2 separate regions of the Homo sapiens genome follow, and region 1 is linked to region 2. Evidence: chromatin loops called from intact Hi-C (ENCODE). Cell type or tissue: OCI-LY7. All regions are shown on one strand. Each heading gives the region's core, and the rest is flanking DNA. Links, peaks and the distances in the headings are about the cores only. Region 1 overlaps SETD3 (SET domain containing 3, actin N3(tau)-histidine methyltransferase). Region 2 overlaps CYP46A1 (cytochrome P450 family 46 subfamily A member 1).

Region 1 (5,374 bases), core at 246-5,245, 260 kb before region 2:
GGATTTTCCATGTGGGAAGGGAGACATCCCAGACAGAGAGTACCGGAAATGGCAGAGGCAGGGAAAGGAGGGCTTGTTAAGGGAAGCTGAGCAGCTGGGGTTTGCAGAATCGATTGGCACACAGAGGGATGAAAAGGTGCAATGCCAGTGCAGTCCCAACACATGAGGCCCTGCAGAGGGTGGCACAGTGCCCACGGCAGGAGCATTAGAGTATTAGCTATGTGGCCCCAAGCAGTGCTACCCATCTGGTCTGTTACTTCACATGTAAAATGAAGACAATCCCTGCTACCAGAGTTTGCTGGCACTTGAGAGGTGTCAGTAAGTTAGTATCCATCCAGGAACAAGGACTTTGTAGACACTGAGCACCCCCTGGTCTTCAGCATTTAGGAAAAGTAATCTGCCAAAGGATGAATCAAAACAAGTGGTGGAGGGGTTGGGTGCAGTGGCTCACACCTGTAATCCTAGCATTTTGGGAGGCCCAGGAGGGCAGATCACTTGAGGTGAGGAATTCGAGATCAGCCTGGGCAGCAGGGCAAAACTCCATCACTACCAAAAAATACAAACATTAGCTAGGTGTGGTGGCACACACCTGTAGTCCCACCAACTCGGAAAGCTGAGGTGGGAGGATTGTTTGAGCCAAGGAGGTGGAGTTTGCAGTAAGCCGAGATCATGCCACTGCACTCAGCCTGGGTGACAGAGTAAGTCCCCGTCTCAAGAAAAAAGAAAGAAAAACAAAACAAGTGATGGAGGAAGTGAGAAAATGTGGGGAGGGGGTAGGTGAAGTTTGAGAATCTGATAAAATCTATGGGCCTGATGTGGCAAGGAACTGAGGGTGGCCTCTAGCAACTGCCAGCAAGAAACCCAGGCACTGATGAACTGAAGCCTGCTGCCAATCACAGGAGTGGGCATGGAAGGCACCCTTCCCCAGTCACACCTTCAGATGAGACCACACCCTAACTGCAGCTTTGAGAGAGACCCTGCAGCAGACAGCCCAACTAAGCCATGCCTGCCTTTCTGACCCACACAAACTGTGAGATAATAAATGTGTGTTTTAAGCCTCTAAGCAGCAAAGAAAAAAAAATTTTAATTATGAACTTCTGGGTGTACTTCTCAAAAAAATTCACACAAACATATGACTATTAGTCAAGATGGGCTGGAATCTGCCATAATACGGTGTCTCCAGGAGTCATTTCTCACTCACTGCATGCTCCCTGGGTGCTGCCTGTGCCTCTGCTCCATGGGATCTCCACTCCATGATCCAGGAACCCAGTAAATGTTAGTGCCCTTCTGCACTGAACTGTTCTGTTCACAGGAACCAAACATATTTGCAGGAAAAAAAGAAGAGGATTTAAAAGGATGAAGAAAAAAGAAAGACACAAGGGAGGGCAAGTAAGTGACAGAACACAGACACAGGAGGCATCACACCACCAAGGGCACAGGCTGGACAAGAAAAGAAAAGTGAAGAAAAGGAGCACTGGTGAGACGCAGGGGAAACTCTGAGATGGAATGGAAAGAAGCCAAGAAATCTAAACATAAACAGAGCACCCCGATTCTCTTAAACGGGATGTAAGAGACTTTGCTTAGGGTGCGAGGCATTTGGTCTGTTTCATGATTGTCATTAATATGGTTATACCATTTCTTGTCTCTTTTGTTTCCATATATGTTCAGCATTCACTCAGTCATCTGATAACTAACATCCTATTTCAGTCCTAAATTTATGGGTTTTGGATATATCCAAGTTCTTTGAAACATGTGCTCTGTACTCCAGACAGACACTGGCTAGTTAAAACGTGAGGAAGAGGTGCCTCAACACCAGGAGTCTTGAACAGAAGCAAATCCAATATAGAAACCCATCTGAATCTTTTTAAGTCCCAAAGTTACTTATGAAAATCAAGTAATTTTAAGGCCTCCATAAGGCCTACCTTATATGCTTAAGGATTTATTTTGGTCTCCTCAATTCCACACACCTGTTTTCATTCTTTGAAACAGATGAAAACTGTGAAGTATAGAGGAAATGGTAAGATATTCTGGAGTGGGTCCAAAGACAAGCAGTCACTACCCCCAGCCATTAAACGAGAGGGGAGGGGGAGTGAGCCCAGCCTTGATGGCTCAAGATGGGCCTGATGGGCCCAGAGAGGGAAGCCCAGGAAACAGCGTTTTCAGTAAGTTTCCCAGGTGACTTATGCTCACTCGAGTTGAATCCAGGAACCAAGTTTAGCACTGGCTCCCACTGAGGAGGAGAAGAGTAAAGAAAGATCTCTGCTCTCTGAATAAAGCCCTCCCTGCCCTGGGTGCACAGATATGCACACACACATGCACAATGGGAGTGAAGTCTGGGAGAAGCTGAATTTCACACTGAGGTTTCTGGCCCATCCAGATCTGCCCACTTGAGGTTCTGGGTCACTGAAACCCTGTCAAACAGAATATGTGAAGCTTTAATTTTCTACCTGATGCTAGTTTATATTTTCTAGTGTTTTCTATTCCATGTATATATGACTTAAAATTCAAAAATAATTTCATGTTTTTAAAATAGGGAAAAAAGTCAAAGGTTTCTGACACCAGCACCAAAGACTCCAGCTATATTAATTACTTGTTCCTCAGGGTATTTAATACACCTTTTGACCTGACCTGCAAACAACGAACATTTATTCAACAGACATTTATCAAGTGCCAAACATTAGGCTAGGAACTGTAGCCAGGAAGGGAGTTTGCTCTCAGGCCTCTAGGGGCTCACGTGGCGCCACTGAGGAAATGAGGGAGAGGAAGCAGGTGATGCATCAGCGAGTGACTGAACCTGGCACTGCTGAGCCCAGGCGCCACCTTCTCCTCTCACAGCAGATCCTCCACGAGCACCATGCCCACCTGCCCACAAAGGGCTGGCAACCAGGACTAAATATTCCAGGACAAACCTCACCTGGGTCCAGCGGACTGGTCAGTATGTGCAGACATGGGGCAGGTCCTAAATTTCACTCACTCAAATCAGCTCTAATCTAACAGTAACAATAAAAGTAACAATGAACACTGAGTGCCTACTGTGTGCCAGACACAATAAAATGTCCTAAGCATCTTCTATGTATTAACAAATGTAAACCACACAGTGGCCATCACTCCTGTTTTACAGATAAAAGGCCCAGAAAAGCCCTGCCCCAGGTCATCCAACCAGAAAGTACAGGAGATTCCAATCCTCTTCACCTAACCACCTCAAGTGCTGTCTCTGCACAAATATAACACATAATAGGGATTTTGTTAAATAGGTATTTCCACCAAGTGGGTCCCTTACATTTTTGTGAAGATTTATACTTCATGAAGTGCTCTCATACTTCTCATCCAATCTTTCCAATACCAACCTAAGGCAGTGATTGGCAACCCCATTACCACATGGAGAAACTGTGGCCAAGTGACCTGCCACCCCTTTGTGATTTACAGGCAGAGCTGTGACTCAAACGCAGGAGTTCTGATTCCAACTCTAGCACTCCTTCTAGTGCACACCATTCACAAAAACGCAGAAAAGTACAAGAGGGAGCCAGCAGTGGCCTAAAATAGCAACATGCATTAGTAGGAATTTTTTTTTTTTTCTGAGACAGAGTTTTGCTCTTGTTGCCCAGGCTGGAGTGCAGTGGCGCGATCTCAGCTCACTGCAACCTCCACTTCCCGGGTTCAAGCGATTCTCCTGCCTCAGCTCCTGAGTAGGTGGGATTACAGGTGCATGCCACCACGCCCAGCCAATTTTGTATTTTTAGTAGAGACGGGGTTTCTCCATTGTTGGCCAGGCTGGTCTTGAACTCCCGACCTCAGGTGATCTGCCCACCTCAGCCTCCCAAAGTGCTGGGATTACAGTAGTAGGGATTTTAAAACAAGACCCTAGCGTCTAAACCTAGAGCAACTGATCCCCTTGCCAGGGTCATTCTCACACAGCAAAGCAACTGCCATCCCACAACACACACTGGATGACCACTCTACCACCACAAATTCTTATTACAAGTCAATTTTAACTCGGGAATACTATGAATCTGCTCAACATGGTCATGAATACACAGAGAAGTTTTCATAACACCACTTTTTCATCATGATCCATCTTGAATGACAGCTGTCATTCAAGAACACCTCTTCTGAAAGTACTGCTTCCCCTCCTCTGACCACCCTTAAATGGCACCACCTACTTTACTAAGATTCGTATATTTAAGTGGTCAGTTTTATGGGAGACCTGACAAGTAAAAATACACTGAACTACATGAAAAAAATTAAAGGACAAATTCCCTTCTACCTGGCAAATGTCCAGTTAGTTAATCACGGCACTGAGTGCAAAGAACCCGTAAGAGTCCTGATAAAAATTAACAGCATGCTTTAGAGTCCATTTATTTTCTGAATTGAATATTTTGTGCAGGAAAAAATGTCAGTATTTCAGTCTTCATTACAATTCTAATCTGAAAGTTAAAAAGCAACAATGACAAAAATGCTAAATCAAGTTCTTAATAATTGAATCAAAGCAGGAAAAAAATCTCTGGTTTCTGCAAATGCCAAGCCATTTATATTCACACTTTAAGTATTGCTTTTAAGCCACCAAAAAGCAAAACTTCAGTTCCATATGCTAATATGGTCCACATAAAGCTCCCATAATTAATGTACTGAGCTTTGTTCTAAACAAAAGTCTAAGGGCACAGATGTGGAATGACCAAGATTTCTCTTAAATTCTTCTCATCACATCTACAAGGATTAAGAAGAGATGGATGCAGACGTAACAGTGACACACAAAGCAACAATGCCTCCAGTAGCAAACACACAAGAACACTCTCACCATCTCATGCTGAGAGGCTCCCAGCTTCAACCTGCTGACACTCTGGGACAGACAGCTCTTTGCTGTGGGGATGTCCTCTGTCTTGCAGGGTGTTTACAGCACCCCAGGCCCAGGTGTGACAGCCAAAATGTCTCTATTCCCCCAAGGGATCAGTCATTCTTGGTGGAGAACCGGTGGGCTAAACAAGGAGTTCTTATAAAGGACACAAAAAGCACTATCTTTAAAAAATAAAACTGATAAATTAGACTTTGTTAAAATTAAGAACTTCATCAAATAATATCATTAAGAAAGTGACTAGGCAAACCACAAACTAGAAGATAATCACAAAATGTGTATCTTGTAAAGGACACGCATCCAGAAGAAAAAGCCAAGTTAAAGACAGGCAATGGCAGGGAGGGGAGATGGGGAGTTAATACTTAACAGTCACAGAGTTTCTGTTTGGGGGGATTAAAAATTTTCTATGGTGGTGATGGTTACACAACATTGTCAATGCAATAAATGACACTAGTATACTTAAACATGGTTAAAATGGCAAATTTCATGTTATGTGTGTTTTACAATTTTACAAATTAATAATGT
Region 2 (5,374 bases), core at 310-5,309:
TCCACCTGTTGACTGTCTGTTCACCTGTTGACTGTCTCCCCCTCTAGAATGTGAGCCCCGGGAGGACAGGGACACTCTGTGTTCGCTTGTGTATCCCCAGTGCCTGGCGTGTTGCAGATCTCAATAAATATTTGTTGAATGAATGAATAAACAATTGTATTAGACACACTTTTTAAAATCTCAGGACATGAATATTCTGGAAGGCACCCATCTCCAGCACAAGCCAGATGTACTGGCGTTAGAAGCCTGAATCTCTGCTTGATGGGTTCAGGAAAGATCTCTGTGGCTGGTGACATAGGGAGGCACCTGTTCTCCCTGCTGGCTCTCTGCCCTTCTGGTGCTCTCTCTCTCTCTCCTTGCTTAGCTCCTCTGCCTTCTACTTTACCTGGATGCTTCTTCCCCCAGCCTTCCAGGTTTGGCTTCAATGCTAACTCCTCAGGGAGGTTCCTCCTGCTCCCCCAAAAATATTATGTTCATTTTATAAACCCTGAAATCACTGTAATTTTCCTTTACAGCATAATGTTAATTGGGCAATTATTTGTGCAAGTTTTTCCTAAGTGTCTCTTTTCCATGGGCCCCCTGTCTGTCTCAGTCACTGCTGCATCTCCGACATGTAGCAGCACATTGTACATGCATAGTAGACACTCTATGAATAGCAATTCAAGGTTGAATGGTGGAAATCTCCCGTGAGTTCCGTGGTGGACACTATCACCCTCTCAAGTTTTCAGAGAAGCCATCAGCACTTAGAATTGAATGAGTTTGGTGCTTGTTCTGATAAGTTTCATCGTTACTTGGTCTTCTCATAAACTCAAATGACCTGTTCTGGTCTCTGTGTCTTGAGAAAGCAGAATTTAAATCATCTTAAAAAAAATTGAAATGTAACTTGCATTCCACAAAATGTATTCTTTAGTGTATGATTCAGTGGTTTTTGGTACATTCACAGCACTGTGCAGCCATCGCCACCGATTTCAGAACTGTTTTGTCACCCCAGAAAGAAACCCCGTACCCATTAGCCATCACTCCTCATTTTCTCCCACCCCTCACAGCCCTGGCAACCATGAATCTGCTTTCTGTCTCTGTGGATTTGCCTGTTCTGGACATTTCATATAAATGGAATCATACAATATGTGGCCTTTTGTGTCTGGCTTCTTTCACTTAGTATAATGTTTCAAAAGTTCATTCATGTAGTAGCATGTATCCTTATTGCTTTCCTTCTTATGGCTAAATTCTTCCCAAATCTTATACCACAGAGTCTACATGTGACCTGAGTGTGTGGGGTGCGGAGGGAGCAGTGGGAGGAAGATGAATATAATCATGATTGGGCTATTTATTCTAAGGAGGTGAACTGAACAATGCATATATAAAAAGATTTTGGATTAAAAATTGGTTAGTGGTCAAATATAAAACTGCACTAAATGAAAGTTCTGGAAACTCTTCTAGCAGAAACCCGATGCCTTGACATTAAAAGCCTGGATCTTTAAACTATGATTGGCGATACTGTGGTTGACGAGAGATCTGTGTGTTGAGTCTCCAGTAGTAGCATTTGCCCCCGGGTACCCCAGGGCTTTGCCAGCTGGCAGGCAAGGAACCCTCTCGCTGCAAGAGGCAACTCTTCATCTTCCTCATTCTACAGGAGGCCCTCCCTCAGTGCCCCTCCTCTGTGCTTTTCTTACCACATCCTACTGCACCGATCCGTGTAACAGCTGAAAACTCAGACCCCCACACTCAGATCCCACACAAACACCTGTAGCTTCTTTATTTCTCTGTCACTGTTCTAACTTCCCTCATCAGCCCCTACTCTCCTGGTAATGTGGGAGTGGATGTAAACTTGACAATGAAAGGTCTTTCTCTCCCAATTTTTATTTATTTGGGGATAAATTGACTCCTCCTGGACAGTTCTGGTTCCACTCCGATTTGCCCAGTTGCTGGGGTGGGGCTGTTCAGCAAGGAGCAGGGTGGCCAGCCATGGGGGAGCCCCACAGCTGGCTCTGGCGGGTGGTGCATCTGATGAGCTTTGGGTGCCCAGCTGAGCACTCGCCACCCTGCCCCTCTGGCATGAGCCACAATCATGGTCCCTCACCCTCACGCCTACCCCTAGTGGGTAGCCCGCTCCTCCACTACTGGAGCATTCCCTTCATCCCTCTGGGTGACTTCACTGTGGGCTCTCCAGATGGCCTCTCCTCGTTCACTGGCCAAGGTTTTCTCTGCCCACAGGAGAGCTTGGGTCCCCACTCAGCCAATCATGATGTTGCAGGAAACTGGATGTGCTGGAGAGGTGTGGGGTGGTGGGCGGTGGGGGATTGCCTCTCCTCTCTCCCAGGGCTGCTCTGCTGTGTCCAGTCTATCACCAGGGACATGCCAAGTGGGCTTCTGCCTGCCGGGGCGCTGAGCAACAAGTCCCCATGTCTGGCCATGGTGTTAGCCTTACCTGCTTGTTTTTAACACCTGGGTCTTCCTGTTCTGTTGTCGCCTCCCCAGCGCCCCCTGCAGGTGCCAGAAGGAATGGGTTTTTTTTCCCCTTTCTTGGTGGGCCATGAGGACCCCACCCCTCTCTGTGCCCTCTGTCTTCCTGAGATGGCACTCACCTTCCTTCCCATGTGGCAGGGAACCCCAGGGGTTAGGGTGGAAGCTCTGGGCTCAGACTCTGTCCTCACTTAAGTGACTCAAAACTGAGAACATTCCCCCAGAATGTGAGCTTTGGGAAGCGACAATGAGGACACTAGATTACTCTGGAAATACATCCAGGCATGTGTGATGATCACAGCCCATCTTCCTGCAAGTTCAAGGCCACTCACCTGGCGTGGGCCTCCACTGCGGGCAGGCGGCCACCCCGTACTTCCTTCCCCAGGGCGTTTATTCGCCTACTCTCCCTTCCTGCTTCAGTCCCCATCACCTCCCCCTCCATCCGCACTCTCAGCTTTTATTCTTGCCTCCTACTTCCCTGAGCAAAGGGAGCAGCCGGTGAGAGTTTCCTTCCTGGGCTCCACTGAGCAGCTGCCCACCTCCTGCCCCAGGCCCACGCACACCTTCCAGCTGTTCCGGGAGGGTAGCCCAGGCCAACCTGCCCCCTCTGCTCAGCAACCCTGTCCTAGGAGCACCCCCACCTCCAAATCAGCACTTTTCCTCCTCTTCTGCATCATCCCCATTTTTATATAATATGTAAGAATTCAAAGCTTGGAACAAAACCTTTCCCTTCACCCTCTCGTTCCCTGTAGCTGCCGCCCCCTATGGTAACCCACCTGGCTGACTGCCTGCCTTTGGGCCTCCCTTTTCTCCCCTCTGGTTCTCTCTGCCCCATACCTCTCCACCAAACTTGCTGGGGGCTCGGTTCCCGGTGATCTCCATGTTGTCGCACCCAGCCGTCAGCCCTGGATCCTCGTCTGACCTGGCCCCCAGCAGCCTGGGCAGAGCCGATGCCCCCTCCGCCTTGTCCCGCATCCTCCTCTGGCTTCTCACCCAACTCTCCTGGCTCTCTTCCCTCCTCCCCAGTGCTCCCGCTCAGTCCACTTGGCTGGCTGTCCCTATGCTCCCAACTTCTCAGTGATGGCTTAGTTCTTGGTCCTCTTCTCTGTCTGTATCCATTCCCTTGTGGCCTCATCCAATCACTGGGCTGGAAATACCACTTCTCTGCTGTGGGCTCTCAAATTTATGTCTCTAGCCTACAGCCCTTCCCTGGGCTCCAGATCTGAGTGTCTAACTTCCTGCTCAATAGTCCACCACAAACCTTACCGGTCCCAAGCCAAGCTCCTAATTTCATCTGCTTGTCTGAGATTGGTCCCCCCAAAGCTGATCCTGAGATAAGAAATGAAGTGTAAGTAGTTTAGGAGGTGGGGGATGATCCCAGTTTGAGCAGTGGGAGGAGGAGAGTGGATAAAGAAGGTAAACAAACCAATAAAACAAGTTACCTCTTGGGGAAACAGGTGCAATTCCCTGGGAACCCTGGGGACTTGTGTAGAGCACATGCCCAGAGCTACCCCAGAAGTGGAGGGGCTGAGGTCATTGGTGGAGGGCTGCTCAAAGTGGGTTCATCTCCTGTGGGCAGAGCCAGAGACGGCCCTGGCAAATTGCAGGGGGTGGGCACGGTGGCTCTGCCACCCCAACCAGCTCCTCCTCATCTTGGTAGATGGTCGCTCCATCCATTCTTCCAGCAGCCCAGGCCAAAAACACAGAGTCATCCTCACACCCCCATAGCCAAACGGCACGTTCCAGTATTCCGCCTCACAGAGCATTCAGAATCTGACCTCTTCTTATCATTGCCTCCGCTGCCCTGCTCTGTTCTGAGCCCTCGTCACCTCTCCCAGTCCTTCCCTGTCACTAGTGTCCCTGCTTCCTCCCCTACCCTGGTTACTCTCTGCACTGCTGCAAAACAATCCATTCAAACCCAAGTCAGATCCCATCTCTGCTCTGCTCAAAACCCTCTAGTGGACCCCAGCTCACCAAAGTCAAAGCAAAAATCTGGACCACAGCCCACAAGGCTCTACATGACCTGCCCCCAGTCTTGGTGACCCACCTTGTACTCTGTTTCCCTCAAGTACTCTGCCCGAGCCACACTGGCTTCCTCACTGTCCAAGCACACTCTGACCTCAGGACCTTGGCACCTGCTGTTCCCATTGCTTGGAAGGCTCTTCCCCCGCTTCTTGCAGGTCTCATCTCACAAGCCACCCTCTTAGAGGGACACTGCGTGCCCTGCCTGCATTAACCCATTTATGCCTGAGGTTGCAATTTTTTGAATTTGAAAAATCAGACCTTGGTGTTGACCTTGAGCAGTAGGACATAAATAACTTCCACAAGCTTAGCGTTCCAATAATGGAACACTAGGCATAAATGGGTTTTAAACGGACACCCACACACTCATCCCCAGCCCTTCCTCTTCCCCGTACTCTGTTCTCTTTTTCTCCTATCACCCTCTGACATTGTCTTTACTTGTTTATTTACTCTCCGCCTTTCCCTGGGAGAACGTGATTTTGTTGTCACCCATTGGGGATGCTGCATTGAGCTTGGTAGGAATAAAGTCATACAGGAGACAGGAAGTCATGGGCCCCTTGGAATGAGCTTCAGGATGACACTGCACTGGCTTCTTTACAATTTGGTGAACACAGCAGATTTATATGACCAAACCATCCCTTGCTGAGATGGGCTTTGGGGAGCCCTGGTACCAGCTGTGCAATTGTGGGCAAATGACTTCACCCTTTCATCTCGGCTGTCCTATATAATACGGTTAATAACAGACTGATCAGCCATGTGGGGAGGTTGGAGGGGTGAAGCCTAGCGTGGTGGTGCCCAGCCTGGTCAGTATTGGGGAATATCTGAGGGTGATCCCACACAATATTATTGAGTCCTTTCTATCTGCCAGCCCCCAACTTCTGTGCCAGGG

What was found. Peaks named below come from ENCODE experiments on the same cell type or tissue, not always from the same donor. Only the 100,000 strongest peaks of a DNase experiment are listed, where the experiment ranks them.
Region 1: it touches region 2 in a loop (4-fold over the local background); 1 of 110 quality-filtered maps calls a loop at or near these places.

Annotation. Positions count from the first base shown.
Region 1 is chr14:99,427,932-99,433,305 of GRCh38, forward strand. All of the region lies in intron 6 of SETD3 (SET domain containing 3, actin N3(tau)-histidine methyltransferase), which reads right to left. Among named protein-coding and RNA genes, the nearest start is that of SETD3, 50 kb to the right of the region's middle. In OCI-LY7, for the core only: CTCF peaks have their summits at 2,719 and 2,920; DNase peaks (open chromatin) are centred at 2,750 and 4,870; H3K27ac peaks cover 1,215 bases.
Region 2 is chr14:99,685,477-99,690,850 of GRCh38, forward strand. All of the region lies in intron 1 of CYP46A1 (cytochrome P450 family 46 subfamily A member 1), which reads left to right. Among named protein-coding and RNA genes, the nearest start is that of CYP46A1, 3.9 kb to the left of the region's middle. In OCI-LY7, for the core only: CTCF peaks have their summits at 1,409, 2,492 (motif pointing left) and 2,691; DNase peaks (open chromatin) are centred at 1,665 and 2,455; H3K4me3 peaks cover 2,034 bases; H3K27ac peaks cover 2,413 bases.